2 separate regions of the Homo sapiens genome follow, and region 1 is linked to region 2. Evidence: read pairs that join two places in POLR2A ChIA-PET (ENCODE). Cell type or tissue: MCF 10A. All regions are shown on one strand. Each heading gives the region's core, and the rest is flanking DNA. Links, peaks and the distances in the headings are about the cores only.

Region 1 (9,185 bases), core at 321-8,320, 58 kb before region 2:
ATAACACATTAACTGTTTAAAACATGTGCATGTAGTTTGAAAGATTAAATCTTTTAGTTAGGTTGCATAAGAGCTTTAAGTTAAAGTTTAATTTTGACACATGGATGCGTTTTTGCTGTTCTTGTGAGTGTCCGTATTTCACCTAGAAGGCCCAGCCTGAGCACATTCAGAATGTGAGAGACTGGTCTACGCAGGAAATATAGTTTATCTCTTCTGTTTAGGTGTTAACTTATGCATGATGTGAATTTTCTTTTTTTAGTGGTTGGGAAAACTGCTTAACAATAAAGTTTAAAAGTTTTTTATGTAGGTGCTCATTTTAAAACTGTAAAGTTCAAGACTTACTACTCAAAATATCCTTGGCTTTTAGCAGGAATTTAACAGGGATTTTTTTTTTTTTTTTGCGATGGAGTTTTGCTGTTGTTGCCCAGGCTGGAGTGCAGTGGTGCGGTCTTGGCTCACTGCAACCTCCGCCTCCCGGGTTCAAGTGATTCTTGTGCCTCAGCCTCCTGAGTAGCTGCGATTACAGGTGCCCGTCGCCACGCCCAGCTACTTTTTTATATTTTTAGTAGAAACGTGGTTTCACCATCCATGTTGGCCAGGCTGGTCTCGAACTCCTCACCTCAGGTGATCCACCCGCCTGGGCCTCCCAAAGTGCTGGGATTAGAGGCATGAGCCACTGTGCCCGGCCTAGCAGGGATCATTTCTAATGATCTTTGCATCATTAGAAAAACTAAACTTTAGCTGAGTGCTTTGAAGACCTGCCTGAATGTCTAGATTAAAGCTTAGGTGGATTCAAAACTACTTGGAGTTAGTGTTTTGTCAGGAAAGCTTGGATGATAAAGTTCTTCTGTTGCTATAAAAAGGACTTTTGTAGCCTCAGCTCTAGTGAGGGTTAGAAGGGCTTCTGATCCCTTCCCATTCCTTTTTCAGAGAAGTAACCAAGCCCAGAGAGAGCCCAGGTCTTCAGGTGGTGCTCAGGCCCTGCAGGCCTCATCTTCCATCCTGAGCTGGTGATGTTCTCTAGAGGTGTCGGGGCACGTGGCTAATGGATAAAGCACAAGAGCCTTAGGACTTTGTGGTTGCAGTTAGGGCCTGTGATTACATACAACTGTTAGATCAGGAGGAATTCACCAGTTAATTTTCGTTTCAAGCACTATGCAGCAGTGTTCAGTTGAGTCCAAAGTTGGACTCATTCTGGGAACTCACCAGTAACTGCTTCCTTGCAAAAACTGAAGTAGCCAAACTTGTTGAGGGAAAAGTGTCCTCATTATAAATCAGAGTAAGGGTCTTCACCAAGATTAGGAGTCCTAGGCAACATTGTAGGTGGGTTTGGAAAAAATAAAACTTGGATTAAAAATTTAAGTTTTAGATGCCATGTGGGATTAAAGTTGGATTTTCTTACATCTGTGTCCCCAGCAGCGGCAGCTTTTCGTTGGCCAATGCCAGGTGCCGGGGATTGGGGCGTCGCCTGTCTGCGCCACATTAGCTTTTCTGTGATGCTTTTTGGTCAGCATTTCTCCTATTTCCGGCCTATGTGGGCACTGCAGGCTACTATTTAGGGGCCTAGAAATTGGGTGCAATTACCAAACATTTTTAGACAACGTATTTCAAAAGGATATGCTGTGTTTAGATATAATGCGAAGTGGGACAGCTGAGTTTTAGAGTGCCAGCTTTGGAGCTCAACCAAATTCTCGTGTCAAATGCAGATAATAAAACCTGCTAGCGTTGTTAGGCGTCTTAAATGATAGACTGGAAAAAGCTCACGTTGCGAGACATGCAATTAAACTGCATTTCTTGAGTGATTATTGATAATAGTGGTGAGTGAGACTCTTGAGGTGTAGACCCTGCAGGTTTTTTATGTTTAATTTTCTTTCTTTTTTTTTTGAGACGGAGTCTCGCTCTGTTGCCCAGGCTGGAGTACAGTGGTGCAATCTCGGCTCACTGCAAGCTCCGCCTCCCGGCTTCAGGCCATTCTCCTGCCTCAGCCTCCCGAGTAGCTGAGACTACAGGCGCCCGCCACCACGTCCGGCTGTTTTTCTATTTTTAGTAGAGACGGGAAAGTATGTATTTTTTTCTGTTTGATTTTTCTTTATCGGTGTGTATGTTAGAGAGACTCGGTCTTACTCTGTTGCCCAGAGCGGAGGGCAGTGGCATGATCGTGGCAGCCTCAAGCTCTCAGGCTCGGAGCATCCTCCCACCTCATTCTCACCGGTAATTCAGAGTACAGGTACATAACACCATGCCTGGCTAATTTTTGTATTTTTGGTGGAGATGGGGGTCTCACTTTGTTGCCCGAACTTGTCTCTTAATTCCTAGGCTCAAGCGAGCCACCTGCCTTAGCCTCCCAAAATGCTGGGATTACAGGCGTGAACCACTGTGCCTACACTGTGGGCATTTTTTCTGTTTCATTAAATATTCTTTAAAAGCATACATTCTTTAAATATTGTGAGACATTGGATGGTGTCCCACAGGGTTTCTCAGCATTGGCACTGTTGACAATTTGGGCCGAAGAATTCTCTGGGGTTGGGGAGTATCCTGTGCATTGCAGGGTCGTGACCAGCATCACTAGCTACTGATGCTAATGGCGTTCCCCCAGGTCATGACCACTAACAATGTCTCCAGACATTGCCAGCCATTCCCCCCGGTTGTGAACCATATCTGAATGAAAATATGCTGTAATTTGTTTCCCTTTTGGGTGTTTAACAGGTATAATAGGACAGATATCTATGTTTTGAACTCCTTGTCAGATATCCTAAGACTCAAATTCCTGGAACAAAGGGTATGCACATTTGTAAGGTTTTTGATACATATAGAGCCTCAAGTTTCTTCTCAAGGTTTCCACTCTTGAACTCCTCTGGCCTCCTTTTGCAATTCCTAGCAGAATTCTATCAAATAGTTATTTTGTGGTCACAAAACCCAGGATGATTCTCGACTTTATGGCAGCCTTTGCCTTTTTGCCTTGGGGGAAAAAAAAAAGTTCTTGAGCTAAAAAATGACAAAGACCTACTTGAAATGGGTGGAATATAGGGAGAGCCAGCAAATCACTAACTCAATATGTTATTTTATGTTGCAGTTCTTTGGTTACTAGATGGGTATTGCATTTTTTTGTTGGTTTGTTGAAAATGCCTGTTTTTATCCTTTGCTCATTTTTTTGTGATTTTTTTTCTTAGGTTTGGAGTGTTTTTGAAATATTTGGAAACTTTTAGATATTTTGTGGAAAATCAGAGTACTCTGAATCTAAGAGGAATCCTAGATTTTCATCTCCCTGTTGATGGCTTACTTAGAACACCAATTGAGGCCGGGCACCATGGCTCATGCCTGTAATCCCAGCACTTTGGGAGACCGAGGCTGGTGGATCACGAGGTCAGGAGTTTGAGACCAGCCTGGCCAATATGGTGAAACCCCATCTCTACTAAAAATACAAAAATAAGCTGGGCATGGTGATGCACGCCTGTAGTCCCAGCTGCTGAGGAGGCTGAGGCAGGAGAATCGCTTGAACCCAGGAGGTGGAGATTGCAGTGAGCCGAGATTGTGCCGCTGCACTCCAGCCTGGGTGACACAGGGAGACTCCATCTCAAAAAAAAAAAAAAAAAAAAAAAAAAGAAAACAAATTGAGACAAAATTACGTGTGACAGGAGAGGGGAGACTTATAGTTTATCTTGTAATGTGTTCTGTTCTAAGATTGAAATCTATTCTGCATAAACTAATTATGAGGTAGAACTTGAGTGTTATCTGATTGAACAATTATTCTGTAATTAGGACTGAAGATGGAGGAGGAAGGCACAGAAGATAATGGCCTGGAAGACGATTCCAGAGACGGGCAGGTAAGTGATGTCAGGGTAGAGATGACAAGCAGCAGCTCCCTGTCCTGGTCCAGGTGGTCGTTAACGATTCTTCTTCCTCTTTACAGGAGGACATGGAAGCAAGTCTGGAGAACCTGCAGAATATGGGCATGATGGACATGAGTGTGCTAGACGAAACTGAAGTGGCGAATAGCAGTGCTCCAGATTTTGGGGAGGATGGCACGGACGGCCTTCTCGATTCCTTTTGTGATAGTAAAGAATACGTGGCTGCACAGCTGAGACAGCTCCCGGCTCAGCCCCCAGAGCATGCTGTAGGTAACTTGGAGACACGGCAGGATGTGCCCATAGCCCCGAGGCACCTGGTGCTCGCGTGCTGCTCGTGTGAGGGAGAACACAGCTAAACCGCCATGAACACACAGTTCTGCTTCTACACCCTGGTGTTAAACCATGTCCATTTAAACGCTGTGTAGCTCAGGGATTTACTCATAGATAGCTTTTCTGTAGCACTGGGGAGTGTTTTTATAATTCGAAGCATGTGGTGAGTCATAAAATAGAAAGCTCTGACATAAAAGATTTTTCTTTTCTGAGATGAGGTCTCAACTGTTACCCAGGCCGGTCTTGAACTCTTGGGCTCCAGCGATCCTCCTGACTACCTGGGCTTATTGGCACAGGCCACAGTGCCCATTTAGTTTTTTCCTTTTAAAATACAGTTTTAAGAAGCAAAGATGGTTTATTTATTTAGAGACAGGGTCTTGCTCTGTTGTGCAGGCTGGAGTGCAGTGGGGTCATCATAATTCACTGCAGCCTCAGCCTCCCAGGTTCAAGCAATCCCCCTGCATAACTGAGACTACACAGTGAACCACCACGCCCAGCTAATTAAAAAAAAATTTTTTTTTTTTTAGAGGCGGGATCTCACTAGGTTACCCAGGTTGATCTTGAACCCCTGAGCTCAAGCAATCCTCCCGCCTCAGCCTCCCAGAGTGCTGGGATTATAGGTGTGGTCCACCGTGCCCAGCTCAAAAATGGTTTCTAATCTCATCATGTAGATATTCCTCCTAATGTTGTGTTTTGTTTGTTTGTTTGTTTTTGAGACAGAGTCTCTCTCAGTCACCCAGGCTGGAGTGCAGTGGCAAGATTATGGCTCACTGCAACCTCCGCCTCCCTGATTCAAGCAATTCTCCTGCCTCAGCCTCCTGAGGAGCTGGGACCAGAGGCATGCGCCACCACGCCCAGCTGATTTTTTTATATTTTTAGTAGAGATGGGGTTTCACCATGTTGGCCATGATGGTCTCCATCTCCTGACGTCGTGATCTGCCCGCCTTGGCCTCCCAAAGTGCTGGGATTACAGGCTTGAGCCACTGCGCCCAGCCACTTGACTAATTTTTTATATTTTTGGTAGAGATAGGGTTTCATCATGTTGGCTGAGCTGGTCTCGAACTCCTGACCTCAAGTGATCTGCCTGCCTCGGCCTCCCAAAGTGCTGGGATTATAGTGGTGAGTCACCACGCCTAGCCTGTTAATGTTGTTTTAAGCAAGGTTAAGCAGTTACATTAAAAGATGTAAAGTACAGTGAAGACAAGTATCAACCCTGCTCCCCAAAAGGACTGACTGTGAGCATCCTTGTATGTAAAGGAGGAACTTTGCTCTGTTAGGGCTTTCCCAGCTTTTCACTTCTAGTGTTTTGGCGTAGAGCTCTCTGGTGAGGCTGTTCAAATATCACAAGCTGTCAGTGTCTTCGAGCTGATCTTCATTGTACTCTGACTGATGTCACGTGCCCAGTAGGTTGTTTTGTTTCCTTAAGGCATTGCAGCTTTCAGCTTGGGGGTGGAAATGCCTCCATAGGACTGAACCTTAAACCTTACGGTCAAAAGTCATTGCCTCCAAATTTACCATCCTTTGACCTAGGGCAGCACTGAGCAACTGGTTAGCCGCCTTTCTCAGTCTGGTACTGCTGTGTGCTTATTGTTTTCAGAGTGTGTACTTCTCAGTTAATGGAGGCATCCCAGGTCATGAGTTCAAATCGAGAAAAGGAAAAAAGAAAATATTTGGGAGTGCTGTTTTTGTAGTTCACTTAAAAAGAGCTTCAGATTTAGTAAAACTTGGTGTTAACAGTTTTTCTTTTGTTTGGCATGTAGTAAAGAGAGAAATTGACCAAGTTAGATGTTTGTTTTTAATAAAGTAGGCTAGGCGGGCCAGGCGCGGTGGCTCACACCTGTAATCCCAACACTCCGGGAGGCTGAGGTGGGCGGATCACCTGAGGTCAGGAGTTCAAGACCAGCCTGGACATGGTGAAACCCCGTCTCTACTAAAACATACAAAAAATTAGCCGGGCGTGGTGGTGCATGCCTGTAATCCTAGCTCCTCGGGAGGCTGAGGCAGGAGAATTGCTTGAACCCAGGAGGTGGAGGTTGCAATGAGCCGAGATGGCGCCATTGCACTCCAGCCTGGGCAAAAGGAGTGACACTCCGTCTCAAATGAATGAGTGAATGAATGAATGAATAAAGTAGGCTAGGAGAAAGTGCCCGGTTAGTGTTACCTTAAGAGTATTGCTACCAGGTGAAATTGGAGGGGTGCATTTTATCATTTTGAGTTCTGCTTTGGAAATCCTGTGATTGGAGGGGTATGTGGTAATCACCAGTACTTAGAAACTGCCTGGGAAATTCATTCGTTCATTCACCCAGTACAGACAGGGCATACCCACCTGCAGGCCACTGCCAGAGACGCTGGTGGAGCAGAGTCGTGGAGTGTGTGTTCTGGCGGAGAGGCAGGTGCTGAACTGAATGACCCAACAGTAGACTTGCAGATGGCAAAAGGTGCCGTGAGGGAAATAGACACACAAGTTGCCTAAGCGAGGTGTCAGCCTTGGTTTTCATAGCTCCAGCCTCCACGAAGTCATCTTCCATTTTGTTTTTCAGGTGGATGGGGAAGGATTTAAGAACACTTTGGAAACTTCATCGTTGAACTTCAAAGTAACTCCGGTAAGTTACCATCTGGTTCTGCATCGCTGGAAATGTTAATCGAGTGGTTGATTTTCCATAATGAAAGAGCAGTGTGTATGTGTATGGAAATGACTGGATACTGTGCTGGATGCTGGGGTTAAGAGGTTAGCAGAAGAGAAACAGTCTCAGGGCTGGCCATCTAGCAGGGGCAGTGGGATCAAACCAAATATGTAACCAGAAGGGAGAAAGAAGTGTGATGAGGGAGCAGTTCTGGTGGTTGGACTTCATAAGTGCCTGGAACTCTTCCCAGAGGTCTGACGGATAGGTTGAAGAGGGAAAGAAGAATTTGGAGCAGAAAGTTTGGGTGGTGTCTCTGATGCAAAAGAGAGAGGGGAGCACACAGGGTTGGATAGAAGCCAGAGGTGTTGCAGAGCAGCTGGGCCCGCCTCGCTGAGTCTGGGCCACCAGAAGGATTGGACCTATTGTCCTAAGTGAGACAGATGTCGGAAAAGGTTTTCAGCAGAGTAGAGAGATCATTTTGTTATGACAGGTTTCAGTTACAAATCAGTTTATGTTGGGAGAAGTATTTTTTTCTTAAATCCACTGTGACCTCTTCTCTGACAAAGGGGGTGTTTGCCAGCTGCAGCAGCCACTAGGTCAGCTTGGTCATGGGGTGGGTGGCATGGCAGGGCAGGGCCCAAACTCGGGAGAATGGGACAGACTGTTATCACTAGGGACCTGCTGTTACCAGGGAAACTGTTAAAATGAGCTGGTTTTCATCAGGTTATTGTAGGATGGAATACATTTTTTGGAGACAAGAAAGTTTTGTGGAAACAGGCATTTATTCACAGATGATTGAAAGCCATATTTACTGGTGAAATGTATGTGCCCCGTGTTTAAAGTGACTTGTGGATTTGCTTTTTCTTTTTTAAATAGGACATTGAAGAATCCCTTTTGGAGCCAGGTACTGATAAGAGAAACACGACAGTTATGGTTTGAAAGTTTTCACACTATTATTTTAAAGCTGTCTATATTTTAAGCTGTGTTATGATCTTGTAAATTGCTCTAATGGTGGACAATCCAGATCATACAAGGATCAGAGATTGGAAACCCATTCGTATCACCAGATCTGTGGAAGAGCCATTCTGGCTTCTTGAGGTCAAATACATTTGGTGCAATGTAGTAGTGATTCTTTTCATGTCTAACCACGTAGAGTGGCATTTAATTCCCCCGTCCCCGTGATTCCTCCATGTGTTTCTACACATGAAACAGATCTTGTGATATTTTGCTGCAGTCATTTTGATTAACGCAGTTAAGGCAGGATAAAGCTGTTGTCAGGGCACTTACCACCTGAGAAGTGACTGGATTCCAGAAGAGGAAACAGAGTTTCTCCGTGAAAATTTTCAACATATTATTCCCCTTCCGGACTGCGTTTATCTCCCACCGTCAGAAGAGATTCTGATTTTCATATTGGATTGTTCTGTTAAAAGAAATTCAAAGAAATTTGGAAGTTGAGCTGTCATTGAATGGTGATTGCATTCGGTTCAGCACCTTGGACATTGGAAAATCAGTCAGAAGACCCAGACTTGAACAAAAACTCGAAGAAGACTATTGAGAACCAGCCGCGTGGTTGTAGGTGTTTAAATCTGTGGGGGCCTTTTCTCTTCCGTGTAGCGTAGAGGCTTACCTAGAGGCGGTCGCGGCGCAGGTAGTGTAACCAGTATAACTTTGTGTACCCGCGGGTTTTCCAATCTCTGTGTAGCTAGCAGTTCTCTTCGTGTTAGTGTGGCAGCCGTGCCAGTTCCACATTTGTGATTGCTTTATTTCCCTGGTAATTAAACCTTGTGCCATTCTATTCCTGTTAAATCCGTAGAAAATGAGAAAATACTCGACATTTTGGGGGAAACTTGTAAATCTGAGCCAGTAAAAGAAGAAAGTTCCGAGCTGGAGCAGCCATTTGCACAGGACACAAGTAGCGTGGGGCCAGACAGAAAGCTTGCGGAGGAAGAGGACCTATTTGACAGCGCCCATCCGGAAGAGGGTGATTTAGATTTGGCCAGCGAGTCAACAGCACACGCTCAGTCGAGCAAGGCAGACAGCCTGTTAGCGGTAGTGAAAAGGGAGCCCGCGGAGCAGCCAGGCGATGGCGAGAGGACGGACTGTGAGCCTGTAGGGCTAGAGCCGGCAGTTGAGCAGAGTAGTGCGGCCTCCGAGCTCGCGGAGGCCTCTAGCGAGGAGCTCGCAGAAGCACCCACGGAAGCCCCAAGCCCAGAAGCCAGAGATAGCAAAGAAGACGGGAGGAAGTTTGATTTTGACGCTTGTAATGAAGTCCCTCCGGCTCCTAAAGAGTCCTCAACCAGTGAGGGCGCTGATCAGAAAATGAGGTTTGTTTTTTCTCAGTTTTAGACCAGACGCTATCTCCTTTTCATTGGTCATGTAATGA
Region 2 (9,185 bases), core at 662-8,661:
GTCTCCTGCAGTAGACTGTAAACTCTGTGAGGGTACTGCCGTCCATCTTGTTCCCTGCTGGATTGCCAGTTCAGTGCCTGGCACATAGTAGGTGCTTAATAAATGTTAGTGAGATGTATTGTCTCACTAACATAATCGTGAGCAGAGGCAAGGATTGGGCTGCTCAGAATATTTTTCTGGAGCTCTAGCGGTGCCTGGATGCAGGGGAGGGAATTTCTGGGTCAGAGGTGAGCCCTGGCAGGGGCAGGAAGAGGCACCAGCCAGACAGTGGGCAGAATAGGGAAGCCTTGAACGCCAAGGCAAGGGCTATGTTTTTTCTGCAACCTGTGTCTTTCTGTCTCCCTCTTTCAGGTAGTCTGGGTTGGAGGAGGCAGAGCCATGACCAAGGGGACCTGGGTACTGGCTGAAGGAATAGGCTGGGGTAGAGGGCACTTTTGGAAGGCACTTCTCCTGCCTCCCGGGAGCCTAGATCTCACTCCAGGTAAGTAATTGTAGTAGTTGAGAAAGAGAAAGGACCTTAGAGATTGTGGAGACCATAGATGGGGAAACTGAGGCCCAGAGAGGAGAAGAGACAGATGTTATTGACCATCATCCCCCTCCATACACTTATGCTTCTGGCCTCTAGGGTAGGGACATGGCCTTGGTGTCTCATTTCTTTTTGGACTAACACGTGGACCAGAGCCGTGTTGCCCCTGACTTGCTGGGTGACCTTGGGAAAATTGCTTCTCCTCTCTGGGCTCTGTTACCTGTCTCCTTACAATAAAGGATTGAGCTTTGATTTGGCTTTACTGCACTCTTTGCCTGCAATTCCTGTGACTGCCATCAGGTGGCAGAAAACAGCCAAGTTCCAAGAGAATCGCTTGAACCCAGGAGTCAGAGGTTACAGTGAGCCGAAATCACGCCATTGCACTCCAGCCTGGCGACAGAGCAGGACTCTGTCTCAAAAAAAAGAAAGAAAAAAGAAAACAGCCAAATTCACCAGGGGCCATCCCTGTTCCTCTTAAAGGACACAAGGGACATCCACAGGAGGGGATGACTGCAGATCACTGTCCGTGTCAGGGATGTTAGGTAAAAGGAAAGGACAAATGGCTGGAGAACTGGTGTTTCACCCTTCCCTGGTCCTGGATTGAAACGGGTTTACCCTTCCCCTCCTGTTGTTCCAGGGTCTGGGCTCCCAGGTGGACCATGAAACCCTGGCCTGACCAGCTGATGCACACTGCTTCAGACACTCCTGCTGGAGCCCCAGTCCCTGACAAGGACCTAGGACATTTTTGCTCCTGCCCAGCCTATCGGGAGGGAGCCTTGAGCCTTTCAGCTCTGCTGTGTGACTTTGAGGTTGTTGCTCCCCTCTTGGGGCCCTGGGTGCCCTGTCTTCAGTGGAAAGCACTGTGCCACCTTGGAAAGCTCCCATGGGCAGCCAGAGGGCATCGCAAGAAGAGAAGCACAGAAGGGGCAGGAGAGACACTCAGAGGCACTTCCGCTCTTGCCCAGGACATTTTCCCAGCCACACCTTTGCCCAAGCCGTGCCCCCTGCCTGGAGCACTTTTCAACCTCTTCTCTGCAGCTCCAATACACCTGGGATTGCAGTCTCCTCCAGGAAGTCTTCTCAGATTCCCTCCTTCCCAGCCAGAGAGCACCTAGCCTTCTTTGGGGCCCCCACAGGCCCTTTGTGCAGTGAACAGCCCTGGCTGGGGGTGCAGCCAGTCGTGTCCGAACTCTCCAATGACTAAGCGGGGAGATGCGGACATCCTAGCTCCTTCTCAGGCCTCCAACTGTGCCCCATTTCCACCCCCAAATACCTCCCCAGGAGGCACCTGTGCCCACCCCCTGGGCTGTTTCCCCCTTCCCCTTAAATCCGGATGCCTCGTCTTGCATAGGGTCTTGGGGCAGCGGGGAAGGGGTTCTGAAGAACTCTGGCCAAGAGGACGAGGATCTGGGGGTGGGGAACTGGGCCTAGCTGTGGGAGGTCATCGCGGGGCATTGCAGGGAGTGCGTTGTGGGAATTCCGGGTGGAGACCCTCAGGGCAGTGTGCCGGGCCTCCGTTGCACCTCTGACCTGCAGCCACGTCATCGTTGCGCAGCCCCTGGGGAGGGTCTTTGGGGAGGGGGTGCCGAGGCTACGCATGTCCTCGAGGGCCGTGTACACTCTCCAGGCACCATGGGCGGAGGCGCCAGAGGCTGGGAAGAAATAATGTTTTAGTTAAGAGTCCTGTTGGCTGCAGGACTCAGAGCATGGACAGGTGGATAGTAAATCACCACCACGGGGACAGCCGTGCCCAGACTGTGCGTTTGCTTAGCTCGGGGACAGCACTTGGCCCGGGGTCTCCTGCTCGCCTCCCTTCAGAGCATCTGCCAAACTTCGGGCATCTACCCTGCAATTCCCGCTTGGCTGAGAGGAGGGGGAGAAGGAGGGGAAGAGAGAGGAGCCCCACTTCACTCCGGCAGGCAGACCTGCTGGAGCTGCTTTGCAGAATGACTTGGGTCTTGCTGGCCCCTGGGTGTGCCTGGAGGGGGGTCTTCCTATCCCCCTCCACCTCTCCCCTTGGTGCCTAACCCAGGACTTTGTCCCCAGAGACCCACTGTGTGCCCCCTGGAGCTCCTCCTAGAGCAGAGTCTGCTGCTGTCTGTTCTGCAGAGGGTAGCCTGAGGCCCAAGGAGGTTGTCAGGGACACACAGCAGGGGGAGGCAGCCCAGATCCCTGCTCATGCGTGGTTTGGGCCTCTGCTAACAGCTGGGCCACATGCGTGTATCTAGAGCCTGGGTCCCCTCTGTCCTCATTTCCCTGTGCATATTCAGGGACATGCCTCGTCAGGGTTTGGCAAGAAAATGGGGCATTTAATAATCTCCCCAGTTTCATTCCTTGGTCCTTACTCCATGCCAGGACTTGTGCACATCTTTTTGGAGCCCTGTCTCACTTGATTGACAGCCGGCCAGGCGCGGTGGCTCACGCCTGTAATCCCAGCACTTTGGGAGGACGAGGCAGGCGGATCATGAGGTCAGGAGATGGAGACCATCCTGGCTAACACGGTGAAACCCCGTCTCTACTAAAAGTACAAAAAAAATAGCCGGGCCTGGTGGCGGGCGCCTGTAGTCCCAGCTACTTGGTAGGCTGAGGCAGGAGAATGGCGGGAACCCGGGAGGCAGAGGTTGCAGTGAGCTGAGATCACGCCACTGCACTCCAGCCTGGGCGACAGAGCGAGACTCCGTCTCAAAAAAAAAAAAAAAAAAGATTGACAGCCTCACTGCTCAGGGGCCAGGATAACAGCCCATTTTACAGATGGCTTTTGGCTTGCCCAAGGTCACCACCCTCTGAACTGAGGCGTCCCCAACCCATGCCGGGAGCTGGTGGAGGAAGTGGGGAAGGGTTTCCCGCTTCTCCACTGGGGGTGGAGGTGGGAGAAAGCATTTTCAGGGTGTTTTGACATTTAACAAACAGTATGCAAATCACATGCAAATCGCATGCAAATCACCACCCATTTCTTAAGCCTCGACAGCGCTGGCATGTTCTGAAATAATAATGTTGGACCTGTCCCTTGATGATGACCTGGGTCGGGAGGTGCACGGCCTTTTCCTTCCTCCGTCTTCCCTTCCCTTCCCTTCCCTTCCCATCTGTTCTCCCTTCCTTCGCCCCCTTCCTTTCCTCTCCCTCCCTATCTTCCATTTTTCTCTTCTTCCTTCACATCATTTGTCCAAGACCTCCCTGGCCTGAGATAAACATAAGTTGCAAAAGTGGCTTCCTGCAGCCCATTTTCCAGGTTGGGAAACTGAGGCATGGGCCTAAGGTCCCACAGCCACACCGAGGAAAGCAGCCCCCACTGAATGTCACCATGCACCAAAGTGCATGGTCCTCGTGACACAAAGAGGGGAGATGACAGTGGCTGGAGTTGTCAGAGCTGCTTTGAGGAAGCTCCAGGCCTGATAGGCTTGACAGGGCCAAGGGGAACTATTGTGGAATGTCTTGGCCTTGAATGACAGGCTGCTGATTTTGGATCTGGAGAAAGCTCACACTGACTCTTCCTGCTCCCCCAGTCTGTTTTTCTCCTGCTACTCCATCCATGTATCCCTGAGTTTGGGCCACAGTCCCTCCACTTGGTTTGCATGTCCCACCTTCTTTGTTTGGCAAGCTCCTATTCATCCTTCAAAGCCCTAGCTTCAATACCTGCTACTTCATGCAGCCATTGCTTATCCTTCAAGGAGAGCCTACTTCCCTCAAGGACCCTGCTGCTTCCAGTCTCACCTTCTGACTCACTCGGGATCCACTGAACTGGGAGGTCTGTGTCTCCTCCCAGCAGAGTCATCACTACCTTTGGGGCCGCAGGATCACCCAGCTTGGAACTAGATACAGAAATGCTGTTTTGAGAGTGTACTGAATAAAAGATTACATGTTTGAAAACAAGATTGAGTTTAAGCTTCCTAACTTGGCCTTGGAGCTCTCTTGGGCTTCATTCTACCCCATCTATGGTTTTGGGCTGAGCTCTACTTCTACCTTCCTCTCACTCCCCTCCAGGCCTTTGCACATGCTGTTACTCCAGGTGACGCTGTTACTCCAGGTGACACTGTTACTCCAGTTGACCCCAGGCCAGCCCCCTCCCATATCTGGGCTGTGAAACTCAGGGAATCCTGCTCGCTCCCCGCCAGGGCCTCTCAGACTCTGGGCTCCACCCTGAGCAAGTCTGGGCTATGAGGAGTTTCGGGTGAGACTTGGCAGCTGCCGTCTCGCTAAGGCCCGCGGCGTTCTGGGGAGGGGCCACCTCCCGTCTTGGCCGCCCACCTAGTTTGTGCTCCAAGAAGGTCCAAGGGAATTCTCCTAGGGGGCAAGTGAGCCCAGGCGGTTCCCAGAGGAGATGTCAGCGGTTTAGCCAGAAACTGCCAGGACCTGGAATTGCCACTTCCTTCCTGCCCTGCCTCTATCTCTCTGTTCTCTTTCTGTGCGACTCCAGGCTGGGCTCTGGCATTCTCCTAACTCTGAGCATTCATTCAATGAGAGATATAAAGACAGATGCTGCTCCGGCTGCCACAGACAGTGGGGCAGGTTGTTCACTGCACAAGAGGACCCAGCTGCAGAGGTGAGAGGGCCCCAGGAAGGGGCCCTTCTTTGTAATTCATCCAACAGCTCCCATACAAGTTAGTGCTGGTTCTGACCTTGCCATCTTTCTTTCTCTCTCTCTCCTCTCCCTTCATCTGTCTCTGTGTCTCAGTCTCTTATTTTATTTTTGTTGAGACAGGGTCTTGTTCTGTTGTCCAGGCTGGAGTGCGGTGGCACAATCACAGATCACTGCAGCCTCAACCTCCCCAGCTCAAGCGATCCTCCCGCCTCAGGCTCTTGAGTAGCTGGGATTTTAGGCACACGCCACCACACCCAGCTAATTTTTAAATTTTTGTAGAGATGGGGTTTCGCCATGTTGCCCAGGCTGTTCTCAAACTCCTGGGCTCAAGCCATCTACCCGTCTCGGCCACCCGAAGTGCTGGGATTGCAGGCATCAGCCACTGCGCCCGGCCTCTTTTTCATCTGCTCTCTGTCGCTCCATTTCTGTCTGTGGTTCTGTTTGTATCTCGTTATCTCTCCCTCTCTTCAATATCTCTCTCTCTGCGTTTCTCAGTTCGTCTGCATCTCAGTCTCTGTCTCTCTCCATGTCTCTGTATTTTTTTCTCAAATCTCCTATTGAAAAAGACCCCTCTTTCCCTAGGCCAGGCTCAGTGGCTCATGACTATAATCCCAACACTTTGGGAGACCGAGGCAGGAGGATTGCTTGAACCTAGGAGTTCGAAACCAGCCTGGGAAACATGGCGAGACCCAGCCTTTACAAAAGCATTTAAAAATTATCCAGGTGTGGTGGCATGCCCCTGTGGTCCCAGCTACTTGGGAGGCTGAGGCAGGAGGATCACTTGAGCCCAGGAGTTTGAGACCACGGTGAGCTATAACCATACCACTGCACTCCAGACTGGGTGACAGAACGAGACCCTGTCTCTAGAAAAAAAAAAAAAAAGAAAAAATAGGCTGGGCGCGGTGGCTCACTTTGGGAGGCTGAGGCGGGCGGATCACGAGGTCAGGAGATTGAGACCATCCTGGCTAACACAGTGAAAAATTAGCTGGGTGTGGTGGCGGGTGCCTGTAGTCCCAGCTACTCGAGAGGCTGAGGCAGGAGAATGGCGTGAACCCGGGAGGTGGAGCTTGCAGTGGGCCGAGATTGCGCCACTACACTCCAGCCTGGGCGACAGAGCAAGACTCCATCTCAAAAATAAATAAATAAATAAATAAAAATAAAATAAAAAATTAAGAAATATAACATTAAAATTTAAAAAATAAATAATGAAAACATTAGTTGGCTGGGCACAGTGGCTCATGCCTGTAATCCTAGCACTTTAGGAGGTCAAGGCTAGAGGATTGCTGGAGGCTAGGAGTTCGAGACCAGCCTGGACATGGGCAACATGGCAAAACCCTGTCTCTACTAAAAATACAAAAAAATAGCCAGGCGTGGTGGTGGTGCACACCTGTAGTCCCAGCTACTTGGGAGGCTAAGGCAGGAGAATGGCGTGAACCCGGGAGGCGGAGCTTGCAGTGAGCCGAGATTGTGCCACTGCACTCCAGCCTGAGTAACAGAGCAAGACTCCATCTCAAAAAAAAAGAAAAAGAAAAAAAGACCCCCTTTCCTTCCAATATCGTAAGCATGACCTCTGGGGTGTCTTCAGAAGCTGCTGGGATCATGCATTCCACAATCACTGATTAAGCACCTCCAGTTTGCAGGGCTCTGAGGACAGCGTGGTGACTAGGATACCCAGTCAAGCTCCCCACGGAGTTCACGGCCCAACAAAAGCCACAGAAGCTGCAGGGCAAGCGCATGGCCCCTGAGACTCCCCAGAAACCTCTCCCACACACAACCTTCCTCTGAATGACCTTGGGTGTTCTTTGTCCCTCGCTGGGCCTCAGTTTCCCTGCCTGCCCAAGAAGGGAAGTGTTTGGGATAGCCAGGCATTCGGTGTTTGCTGGCAGACAAATCCTGACTAACCCCCGTGCCCAAATGGATTTGAAAGAACCCTCAAAAAGGAAAACAGTCATAAGAAAGAAAAAAAAACCCGGCCAGGCGCAGTGGCTCACTCCTGTAATCCCAGCACTTTGGGAGGCTGAGGCGGGCAGATCACGAAGTCAAGAGATCGAGACTATTCTGGCCGACATGGTTAAACCCTGTCTCTACTAAAAATATAAAAATTAGCCAGGCGTGGTGGCAGGCGCCTGTAGTCCTAGCTACTTGGGAGGCTGAGGCAGAATTGCTTGAACCCGAGAGGCGGAGGTTGCAGTGAGCCAAGATCACGCCACCGCACTCCAGCCTGGCAACAGAGCGAGACTCCGTCTCAAAAACAAACAAACCAAAAAAAAAAAAAAAAAACAACACAGAGCCGACCACTGACCTTGCAGGGTGATGCACCTGGGGCAGAAGCAGCCTCACTACCACCCCTTGGAGCATCACGGAAACTTATCCATCTCTTTCCTTGGTGGCCCCTGGCTATCCACTGAAGGCTGCTGGCCTCACTATGAGGGCTCCAGGCCTGGCCCTGAGGTCCCCTGACTTGGCACTGACCTCACACTTGTGCTTTAAGCTTCAGACCTACTAAACCCCTTGCTGGGCTCCAGCCACAAGGTTTTTTTCACAGGCTATTTCTTTTCTTTTCTTTCTTTTTTTTCTTTTTTTGAGACAGAGTCTAGCTCTGTTGCCCAGGCTGGAGTGCAATGGCGCTATCTTAGCTCACTGCAACCTCCACCTCCTGGGTTCAAGCGAACCAGGAGGTGAGAATCCTGTCTCAGCCTCCTGAGTAGCTGGGACTACAGGCACACATCGCCATGCCCTGCTAATTTTTGTATTTTTAGTAGAGACGGGGTTTCACCATGTTGGCCAGGCTGGTCTTCAACTCCTGACCTCAGGTGATCCGCCCGCCTTGGCCTCCCAAAGTGCTGTGAGCCACCGCACCCAGCCTGCATGGGCTATTTCTGTATATGAAATACCCTCTCCCAACCTTTCACCTTTCACCCTGTGATTTGCAGGTTCAATGTCACTTCCTTGGGGAGGCCCCCAAAACAAGTTATGTTCCTGTTGTTTTGTATTCTCACAACATCTTGTTCTTTTCCTTTGTAGCATTAATTATTTATATTATTATTCATTCAATGTATGTTTTCCCCACTAGCCTGTGGGCACCATGAAGACGGGGAAGAGGTCTGGTTTGGTCACTGCTGCAGTACACAGCGTTTAATAACCCAGCGCCAGGGAGCGGTGGGGAGCCAGGAACACCTTTGCTCCCTTCCCAGGCTCAATGAGGCCCCCTCTCCACCATAGTTCCTGCCACCACTGGGCCTTGGTCCAGGTGACCAAGGGGCACGGAGGTTTGGGATTGGGATTCCAGGCACTCTGGCTCCTGCCGCCGTGATAAATGGGGAGAATTCAGAATTAATTATCGACTGCTCTGCTGAGCCGGCCTGATCTGGGCAGATAAAGAGCGTGGGCGCCACTGCATCTGCCCAGCGCTTCTCAGAAGTTTATTAGAGGATGGGAGGCAGTTGGCTGATGGGAGGAGTCTGGAATGCATTAGAGCCAGAGCTGCTGGGGGCAAGGCTGTGGCTCTGCTGGGCCACTTGGGGCAACACGCTCTTCCTCTCTGAGCCTTGGTTTTCTCATTTGGAAAAAGGGAAGTAAAAAAGAAAATCCTACCCCAGCAGTTTGGGATGCCAAGGTGGGCGGATCACCTGAGGTCATGAGCTCGAGACCAGCCTGGACAACATGGCGAAACCCTGTCTCTACTAAAAATACAAAAATTAGCTGGGTGTGATGGCGGATGCCTGTGATCCCAGGTACTTGGGAGGCTGAGGCACTAGAATCCCTTGAACCCGGGAGGCGGAAGTTGCTGTGAGCCGAGATTGCACCACTGACCTCTCTGAGCCTTGGTTTTCTCATTTGGAAAAAGGCAAGTAAAAAAAAAAAAAAACAGCCGGGCGCGGTGGCTCACGCCTGTAATCCCAGCACTTTGGGAGGCCAAGGCAGGCGGATCATGAGGTCAGGAGATTGAGACCATTATGGCTAACACGGTGAAACCCATCTCTACTAAAAATACAAAAAAATTAGCCGGGCGTGGCAGCGGGCGCCTGTAGTCCCAGCTACTCCGGAGGCTGAGGCAGGAGAATGGCGTGAACCCGGGAG

What was found. ChIA-PET counts read pairs that join two places held together with the same protein. Peaks named below come from ENCODE experiments on the same cell type or tissue, not always from the same donor. Only the 100,000 strongest peaks of a DNase experiment are listed, where the experiment ranks them.
Region 1: POLR2A ChIA-PET joins it to region 2 with 5 read pairs; 5 of 35 experiments call an interaction of 5 or more read pairs at or near these places.

Annotation. Positions count from the first base shown.
Region 1 is chr19:5,611,061-5,620,245 of GRCh38, reverse strand. It overlaps SAFB2 (scaffold attachment factor B2), which reads left to right. Exons shown (of 21, transcript NM_014649.3): 3 at 3,760-3,824; 4 at 3,911-4,114; 5 at 6,719-6,781; 6 at 7,679-7,706; 7 at 8,616-9,126. Among named protein-coding and RNA genes, the nearest start is that of SAFB2, 7.1 kb to the left of the region's middle. RefSeq lists enhancers at 3,095-3,264, 7,237-8,436. In MCF 10A, for the core only: no CTCF peak of the experiment used is centred there; no DNase peak of the experiment used is centred there.
Region 2 is chr19:5,553,378-5,562,562 of GRCh38, reverse strand. It overlaps TINCR (TINCR ubiquitin domain containing), which reads left to right. Exons shown (of 3, transcript NM_001396408.1): 2 at 352-481; 3 at 1,164-4,396. The coding sequence ends at 355. Among named protein-coding and RNA genes, the nearest start is that of TINCR, 10 kb to the left of the region's middle. RefSeq lists an enhancer at 1,222-2,018. In MCF 10A, for the core only: a CTCF peak has its summit at 803; DNase peaks (open chromatin) are centred at 4,252 and 4,712.